2 separate regions of the Homo sapiens genome follow, and region 1 is linked to region 2. A link is a contact called in ENCODE Hi-C or POLR2A ChIA-PET data. All regions are on one chromosome and are shown on one strand. The core of a region is the stretch at or near the end of the contact, and the rest is flanking DNA. Distances in the headings are between cores, read along the strand shown.

Region 1 (4,691 bases), core at 1,974-4,473, 880 kb after region 2:
CTGCTCATGAAGGTGCCAGCACCATCCGTCCCTGAGTTCATGTCCATGGCTGAGGGTGACTCCAAACACTGCCAGTGGGTTCTTCTTCCCGACTTTGCCGTTTCACTGAGTTAAAGGTCTGGCATTTACCAAAACCATCTGCCGCAACCCAGCCAATCTTCCAGAAGTGTCCTGATCTCTTCCTCTGTTGAGTATTTAAAAGTGAAGCACATTTGTGTGGACTCTCCCCAAGGCGGAGCTGCCCGAGTGCTGGGCTGCCCTGATGAGCTGGTGCTGAGACAGAAGCGGCTTTGCGGACGGCTGCACGGGCTGTGTGTTCTGCTTCCGAACTCTATCAGGTGAGCGTGGAAGACACTTCCATAGACACAGGGAGGTGCTTTACTGCTGAAGGCGACTCCTGCATGCAAACACGGCAGCATTATCTCCACGTAGAGGGAACACAGGACGCTCAGAGGGAAATTCTCGGAAAGTGGGGTGTCTCCAGCTCCTCCTTCCAGGCCTCTTCTCAGCCGTGAGGCTGCGCTCTGGGCCTCAGTCCCACCCACTGCACCGTCCTCCCCACCGCGGCATCCATGCCGGCCCCGCACCTGTCAGGATATGGGGGAGCCCTGGCCCTGAGGGCTTTCTGTGGCTCCCCAGGTCCATGTTTCCATTCTCTTTGCTCCCACCGTTTTTTCTCATGTTCTCCTTTTCACACAATATTTATTGTCTTGTCCCCTCTGTTCTGTCAAGAGCCCAGACTGTGTAACACACATTGCCTGGCCCAGAGCCCATTCGATAAATATGTGTGGAAAAAAAGAACCAAACAAGGACTCAATACCTCTCCTGCCTCTTCCATGAAATCATTGTTTTGATTCGAGAATAAAAGATGTTTGGATTAAAATGTTTCTTGAATTTTTCCATTCCTAGCCTCTTGCAAGATCATTGTGCTAGATTTTGAATGACCTACTTTTCCTTCTCAGGCCCAAGACTTCAAGAGACTATTGTGGTAACGGAGCCACAAATTAATCTTTCCATTTTCTGAAAATAGAATTCTACTTACATAAGTTTAAAAAAAATTGTTGGTGGTTAGAACAATATCATTAATATCATTTTTATTTTTCAATTAAATGATTCCAACTGTCTTCATGATAATTATTTATATTTATAGAACATCTTAAAGGGTACATTTCACACAGAAAAACACCACGTCCAGTCTCTGTCCAGCCCATGGAGGGCGACCAGAGGTGATGGTTGGCGTGGGCAGCAAGAAGCCAGGGAGGACCGAGCGGGGAGCAGGCGGGGAAGGCAGAAGGGGCGGCAGGAGGGATAGGGCAAGCCGTGGGGAGGCAGCCACCCCGTAGCAGGAGAGGCAGGGAACGCCACGTCGCTGGTACAAATGGAACAAACTCCAACGCCCGTCTAGAGTTGAAGCTTCTGGGCAGAAGGGAGCTTTATGATCCACGCCCAACCCATAGGCCCGCTCCCGCCATGCCCCCTCCTCTGGGAAAGCCGCCTGGAGTGTCCACCGCAGAACGAGTGCTGCGCTCAGCAGCACCAGGACCCGCAGGGCCCGCACTCCCCTCCGCACGAAGCTCACTGTCCACGAGGAAAGACGAGGAAATGCGGGGAAAGGAGGGCACGGGACAACACGTCCAACTGTGTAGAGGAAAGGGACCTGCGTGGGAAGGAAGGGGCAGGGGAGGCTTCGAGAAAGAGCCAGGACCGTGTAGTTGGACCCTTGGAGGGAGCTACACGTGGCCAAGGGTGCAGGGCGGCCCCAGGCTGGGGAACAGCACCGGCCAAGCTCGGGGAAGGGCGTGGACAAGGCCGGCCCGTGGAACGGAAGGGAGCATCGCACTGTTAAAAGGTCATGAAACGTCCGGGAGCCTCAGCAGGGGAGGCCGAGTGTGGAGGTTTAGAGGAAAGGAATGAGGCTGAGGCTGCCAAGGAAAAGCATGGTGTGGGGGGACCCGGAGGCCCCGCGGTGGGAGGAGCGTGGTGTGGGGGGGGACCGGGAGGCCGTGGGGTGGGAGGAGCGTGGTGTGGGGGGACCCGGAGGCCGTGGGGTGGGAGGAGCGTGGTGTGGGGGGACCCGGAGGCCGTGGGGTGGGAGGAGCGTGGTGTGGGGGTACCCGGAGGCCGTGGGGTGGGAGGAGCGTGGTGTGGGGGGACCCGGAGACCCTGCGGTGGGAGGAGCGTGGTGTGGGGGGACCCGGAGACCCTGCAGTGGGAGGAGCGTGGTGTGGGGGGGGACCGGGAGGCCGTGGGGTGGGAGGAGCGTGGTGTGGGGGGGACCCGGAGGCCCTGCGGTGGGAGGAGCGTGGTGTGGGGGGGACCCGGAGGCCGTGGGGTGGGAGGAGCGTGGTGTGGGGGGAGGAGCGTGGTGTGGGGGGACCCGGAGGCCCCGCGGTGGGAGGAGCATGGTGTGGGGGGGGACCGGGAGGCCGTGGGGTGGGAGGAGCGTGGTGTGGGGGGGACCCGGAGGCCGTGGGGTGGGAGGAGCGTGGTGTGGGGGGGACCCGGAGGCCGTGGGGTGGGAGGAGCGTGGTGTGGGTGGGGACCGGGAGACCCTGCGGTGGGAGGAGCGTGGTGTGGCGGGAACGGGAGGCCGTGGGGTGGGCGGCAGCACAGGTTGTGGCTGAGCTCGGGGCCGGGGCAGCGGCGCTTGCCCTTGGGAGGGAGAAAACAGGCAAAGGACAGGATGTGGTGAGCGTCGGCCCGCGAAACCCCGCGGCCACAGCCTGAGGAAGTCTGTAGACAACAGGCTCGGCACGAAGGAGAAAGAGCTGACGTGGCTGTGAGGTGCCGCTGGTGGGAGCAGAGCTGGGAAGGGAGCCTGGGTGTGACTGTGGGGCTGGGAGTGAGCGGGGAGAGGGACAGGAGACGGGAAGGGGCTGCTGGAGCGCAGGAGGACGGCCAGAGGTGCGCGGGCCCCCACCGCAGCCCCAGCTCCCAGATGGTGCACGGACCAACCACTCAACAATCAGCCTGTGAGTTTTCGGAAGAACAGAGTCTTGGGCCACGGAGCCAACAGGTTCCTCCTGCAGGTGGCCATTTACGCTACACTCACCCCAAGGCCCCAGCCAGGAGCGTGGCCTCAGTGCAAGAAGCCACGGGGCCTAACACGAGCCACACCGAGAGGTTTCTGGGCCTGCAGGTAACCCTGCTGTACCCCCCTAGCCTCTGGCATAAGTGTTTGTGAGGGGCCTTCGGGGGCTGGTCCCCGTGCAGGCTGACCGCGGTGGAGTTTGCTCAGTGTGTGATGAGGCACATGTGTGTACGTAACTGAGCCCACGTGTGAGGGCGAGGACCATCCGTGCCGGGGCCTCCTGTTGAGCAGCCACGAGACATCACCTCACCCGGCACATGGGCGGCCGCTTCCTCTTGGGCCTGGAATCCTGACAGCCAAGGCTTTGGGGCCGTGCCTCGCCCTCTTTCACAGGCATCTGGCCCTGGACTGTCCCCGCCGGGCGGCAGTGTAGGCTCCCCGGGGAGGGGCAAAGGTCCCACTTGGTGCAGGCAGCTCTGCACGTCTGATGAGACACCAGCTGGGCTGGGTGCGGTGGCTCACGCCTGTAATCCTAGCACTTTGGGAGGCCGAGGCGGGCGGATTGCTTGAGCTCAAAGTTAGAGACCAGCCTGGGCAACATGGTGAAACCCTGTCTCTAAAAAAAGTTAGCCAGGCGTGGTGGTTGGTGCTATAGTCCCAGCTACTCAGGAGGCTGAGGCAGGAGAATTGCTTGAACCTGGGAGTTGGAAGTTGCAATGAGCCGAGATGGAGCCACTGCACTCCAGCCTGGGGGGACAGAGCGAGACTCTATCACCAAAAAAAAAAAAAAAAAAAAAAAAAAAAAAAAAAAAAAACTGCGATCTGAGGCTTCCTCCTGCTGCTGGCTTCCCCTGGGGACTCACTGAGCCAGGGTCTCCATGCATCACGGCATCGGTGGCAAAATCTCACCAGCACTCAGGCAAAGCAAAGCTCACCTCCTCCCTCCTGAGCTGGCTGCACACGCCTCTGCTTCCATTTCCTGTAGGTTTTATTCAGCAGGAGTATTTCTAAACTGCAACATACAAAGTATCTAAAAACAGATTTTTATTCTTCTCCACCTTCTTTTTTTTTTAAACAAAGCTAACTTACATCTTCCCTTAATGATAATTGGTTTGAATGTCATTTTCAGAGAGTGACTTTTAAAAAGTACTTGTCATTTTAAATGAGTCTCTGCATAATTGCACTGGATTCTCTTGAGAACGTGGCTTTGACTCAGCCTTGGTTGCCCACGGCCAGGAGCCCATGGGCCTGGCTCTTTCCGAGACAGAGCTGATTTCCGGAACGCTCTTATCGGCCTTCTGCGGTCTGGGCCTGAGCTTTGTGGTCTGGCGGGGCCTTGGCCAGGCCGTCCCCACTTCCTACCACGCTCCCGCCTTCGCCCCTGGCTCTAGTCTTTCCTTTGACCTAATTTTAATGTCACTGCATGGCCACCTGTGCTCCAGATTCACACACAGCCACTCCCCTGCTTTTTATTCCCTTAGATTTTGCCCGAACCCAATCTTACTGTTAAAACACACATACAGACACACAACAGACAAAAGCTCACATCCCTTGTGACACCACCCAGTGCTCCCCTGACACTGTGACCGGTGCGTTTGTGCCTTCCTGCGTGTGGCCTGCATGTCTTCGTCTGCCATGCCCACGCTGTGATGTGCCCAAG
Region 2 (4,534 bases), core at 1,802-4,301:
AATATCATACTAAACAAGGAAAAATGGAAAGGCTTTTCACTAAGATTGGAACAAGGCAAGGATGTCTGTTTTCACCACTTGTATTCAATATAATACTCAAAGTCCTGGCCAGAGCAATTAGACAAGAGAAAGAAAGTAAGGGTATCCACATTGGAAAAGGAAGACATCACATTATCCTTGTTTGCAGATGACACAATCTTATAGTTAGAAAAACCTAAAGACTACACACACACACACACACACACACACACACACACACACAAATCAGAACCAATAAATTAATAAAGTTTCAGAATAAAAAATGATCATATAAAAATCAGTAGCATTTATATACATTAACAGAGATCAATCTAAAAAGGAAATCAAGAAAGCAATCTCATTTACAGTAGGTACAAAAAACATACCTAGGAATATGTTTAACCAAGGAAGTAAAAGATCTCTACAAGGAAAACTATAAAACACTGATGAAAGAGAAGAAGAGGGTACACAGACACAAATGGAAAGATATCCCATGCTCATGGATTAGAAGAATGAATACTGTAAATCACCCAAAGTGATCAATAGATTCAATGTAATCTCTAGCAAAATACCAATGATGTTATTCACAGAAACAGAAAAAAGCATTCCTACAAGCGTAGGAAACCACAAAAGACTCCAAATAGCTAAAGCCATCCTGAGAAAAAAGAACAAAGCTGAAGACATCACACTGCCTGATTTCAAATTTTGCTACAAATGTATAGTAACCAGAACAGCACAGTACCAACACTAAAACAGACATGTGGACCAATGGAATAAAACGATGAATTCAGAAATAAATCCACGTACTTACAGCCAACTCATTTTTGGCAAAGACATCAAGAACATACATTGGGGAATGGACAGTCTCTTTGATAAATACTGCCAGGAAAGTTAGACATGCAGAAAAAAATGAATCGAGACCCCCCTCTTTTACCATATACATACATCAAATCAAAATGGATTAAAGACTTCAATGCAAGACCCAAAACGATAGAACTACTACTAAAAAATAATACGGAGAAACATTCCAGGACATTGATCTGGGTAAAGATTTTTTGGTAAGACCTCAACATTACAGACAACTATAACAAAAATAGAAAAATAGTATTATATCAAGCCAGAAAGCTTCTACACAGCAAAGGAAAAAATCAACGAAGTGAAGAGACAACCCACAGAATGGGAGAAAATATTTGCAAACTACCCATCCAACAAGGGATTAGTAATCAGAATATATAAGAAACTCAAACAACCCAATTAAAAACTGGGCAAAAGACCTAATAGACATTTCTCAAAAGAAATGGCCAACACGTACATGAAAAAAGGCTCAACATCACTAGTCATTATAGAAATGCAATTCAAAACCACAAGAAGATATTATCTGACCCCATTTAGAATTATCACAAAGACAAAAAATAGCAAATGCTGATGAGAAGGTGGAAAAAAAGGAACACTCATACACTGTTGGTAGGGATGTAAAGTAGTACACCCACTAGGGAAAACAGTATGGGGGTTCCTCAAAAAACTAAACTAGAACTACGTTTGGTATAGTCCAGCAATCTTACTGCTGGGTATGCATCTGACAGAAAGGAAATCAGTATATCAAAGAGACATCGGCCCTCTCATGTTTATTACAACACTACTCACAATAGCCAAGACATCGAATCAACCTAAGTGTTCATCAATAGGCGAAAGGACAAAGAAAATATTGTATATGCACACAATGGAATACTAGTCAGCCATAAAAAGGAATTAAATCCTGTCATTTGCAGCAGGATGGATAGATCTGAAGATCATTCTGTTATGTAAAATAAGCATGACACAGAAAGACAAATATTGCATGTTCTCATTCATATGTGGGAGCTAAAACAGTGGGTCTTGTGGATGTTGAGAGCAGGATGGCGGATGCCAGATGCTGGGGTGGAATGGTGGAGAGGAAGATGAAGGGGAGCTGGTTAAGGAGTACAAAAATACAGTCAGAAGGAATGAGCTATCACATGCAGTATAGTAGGAAAATTATGCTTAATAGTTTATTGTACATATCAAAATAGCTAGAAGAATTGTAATGTTCTCAATACAGAGAATAAAAATGTATGAGGTCATGGGTATCCCAATTACCCTAACTTTATCATTACACATTTTAAACAGATATCAAAATATCACATATAACCCAAGAATACTACAGATATTATAATGAATTAGAATTAAATCTTCCAAACTATACACGAGGGTGTCTTTCCATTTATATAGGTTTTAATTTATTTTGGCATTGTTTTTCTGTTTTCATAGTACAAGTCTTCTGCCTCCCAAGTTACATTTATTACGAGGTATTTTATTGTTTTGTATGTTATTGCAAATGGTATTGTACTTTTAACTTCCGTTTTAAATTGTTTCTGTCTGGTATACAGACGCACAACTGATTTCCATGTGTTGATCTTGTTCTCTGACACTTTGCCAACTTTTCCACTTCTTTAAAATCCAGAATAAGTATGGCCTGAGACAAGGGAGGTTTGTGTATTCATGATGCATATGTATAGTCACGTGTATGTTGCTTGCGTATATACCATTCAATAATCAATACATAAATATAAATAATATGTATCTCCATTTTAACAACTGTAATTTATTCCTAAAGCCATATTTAAAAATAATTACATTTTTAAATGGGAAAAGTCGTATGAAGAATTCTGTCCCACCTCAAGATAACTAAACAATTTTTCAGTAGAAAAATAAATCTAAAAACAGAAAAAATATTTTAAAAGTAAATAAATCGTACATAAAACGAAGCGCAATCGAGTTTTGTTGCACTAATGCTTTCTTCCTCTTTCTACACCATTTTGTTTGCAGAATCGGCCTTTTGAAGGTTCCGGGTTACCCTGCAGTGAAGCTGTCATTCAAGCACAGTCAGGGCCCAGGAGAGGGCGCAGGGAGGGCGCAGGCGCGCAGGGAGGGCTGGGCATGCGCTCGGCGGGGCCTCCGGCTCTCGGGGACGCGCGCGGGCGGGGCTCGCCGGGGCTGAACCGGCTGAGCTTCCCAGGGACGCCCCGACCCAAGCCCTGCAGTCCGCGCGCGTCAGGGGTGTGCGCTGGAGGCCGGAAAGTCGAATATCACTTCCCATCCTGCATTTGATGTGCTTTGGGGTTGAAAAAGCCCTTATGTGGTAAAAAAAAAAAAAAAAAAAAAGTCAGAAAAGTGGCAAAAGTCTTCAACGGCCTGAAAAAGGCCGAGACAGGAACTGAGAAGCTGGCAGTAGGTCCTGCTACTGCTGCAGGGGCGGCGGGCGCCCTGGGTGGGCCACGAGGCAGGGACAGCCGAGGCTCCGCGCTCACCCCACCCGCAAGGGGCCAAGCGCAGACTCAGGGGAGCCAGAGGGGCCGGACCGCTGAGCAAGGGCTGGGGAAGGGTGAGTCAGGGGCCCCTGTGGGACTGCACGGGGTGGGGGGCACGGGCCCGGACCTCTCTCACAAATGCCCACGTGGTCCCCAAGGCTAACGCCGGCTGCGTGGGCCGCAAGCTGCTCTGGGCCCGCAGCTCACTCCCCTGGGCACAGGGCTGACACCCGGGCGAAGCAGGAGTGTCCCAGCTTGCTTCAGCCCCTCCCCTGGGCCCCCAGGCTGGTGGCTCCAGAAGGACTTTACTAAGAGGGTGGGAAGCATCAGTGCAGGTACCTGCCCTGGGCTAAGGGCCTCGTGTGGGTGATAGCCCTCAGCAGGGCCCTCCCATTTGGGCATTGGCAGCCCACAGGGCTGTGGCCGTGGAGCTGGAGTGGCAGCTCCTGGATCACCCCACACCTGCGTTCCTCAAGGCCTAGGCACCACTTGCTCCATGGTCAAAAGCATCACTTTGTGAAACGCAGACTGAGCAAAGCTGGCCTAAGATTTTGGTCCTCCAGGAATGACGGAAGGAGCCCTCTGCCCCCATGTAGCCTATAGCTGGGACACGCAGCAGCCAGTGAGTTGGTCACGGTATGAAGGCTTCTCTCCTCCCGGCAATCACAGATCCCACGCTTGGATACTTGGGAGTGAAGATGTGTTATTTCACCCACCGACTCGTTCCACACGACCAAGGCCTGTGCCTGCCCTGAGGGCGAGTTGGTTGAGCCTTGTACAGACAACTCTCAGAGCGTGGGCCTGGGCCGAACCTTTCCCTGTGAGCAGCAGCATCAGCGTCTAGAACGACGGCCCTCCCGGTCCACGGTGGAAGGTGCGGAGCTCCCGTGGTGTGCTGGCAGCGATTCGCAGAAGGGAGATGGAGGGCCACAGGGCAGGTGCTCGCACGGAGTCATCGAGGTCCAGGGACACCTTCCTCCCAGGTGAGCTCACAAAGGCACCACACATTAATCCTGGGAGACAACCATTCTGATGTGGCTAAGGCCATCGACAGGGAACATGATTGTCAGGAAACCTCAACTTTTCGATAAATGACAGCAAAACCTGAATGCAGGAGAAATGTATCTCATTTTAATGCCTGACTTCTAAGCATCCTTATTCAACATATTATATGTATTTTTTGTTTCATG

Evidence for each region. A loop is a pair of places that touch in the nucleus more often than their neighbours do. ChIA-PET counts read pairs that join two places held with the same protein, here RNA polymerase II (POLR2A). Pooled maps may share reads with other maps.
Region 1: a loop to region 2 is called in a pooled map, with 15 times the contacts of the local background. The contact joins the enhancer-like site here to the promoter of THBS2-AS1 in region 2. A Hi-C loop is called at or near these places in 1 of 37 single-sample maps with no recorded cell type and 4 of 50 pooled maps. POLR2A ChIA-PET finds 5 or more read pairs at or near these places in 2 of 52 experiments (CD8-positive, alpha-beta memory T cell and activated B cell).

What each region holds. Positions count from the first base shown.
Region 1 is chr6:170,085,413-170,090,103 of GRCh38, forward strand. No RefSeq gene overlaps it. Among named protein-coding and RNA genes, the nearest start is that of LINC01624, 180 kb to the right of the region's middle. RefSeq lists an enhancer at 3,221-3,320. Within about 2 kb of position 3,224, at least 11 of the 41 ENCODE cell types and tissues checked have a DNase peak (open chromatin) inside an H3K27ac peak, as active enhancers do.
Region 2 is chr6:169,210,161-169,214,694 of GRCh38, forward strand. THBS2-AS1 (THBS2 antisense RNA 1) reads left to right here and starts at 3,052. Exons shown (of 3, transcript NR_134621.1): 1 at 3,052-3,418; 2 at 4,014-4,327. RefSeq lists a silencer at 2,791-3,140.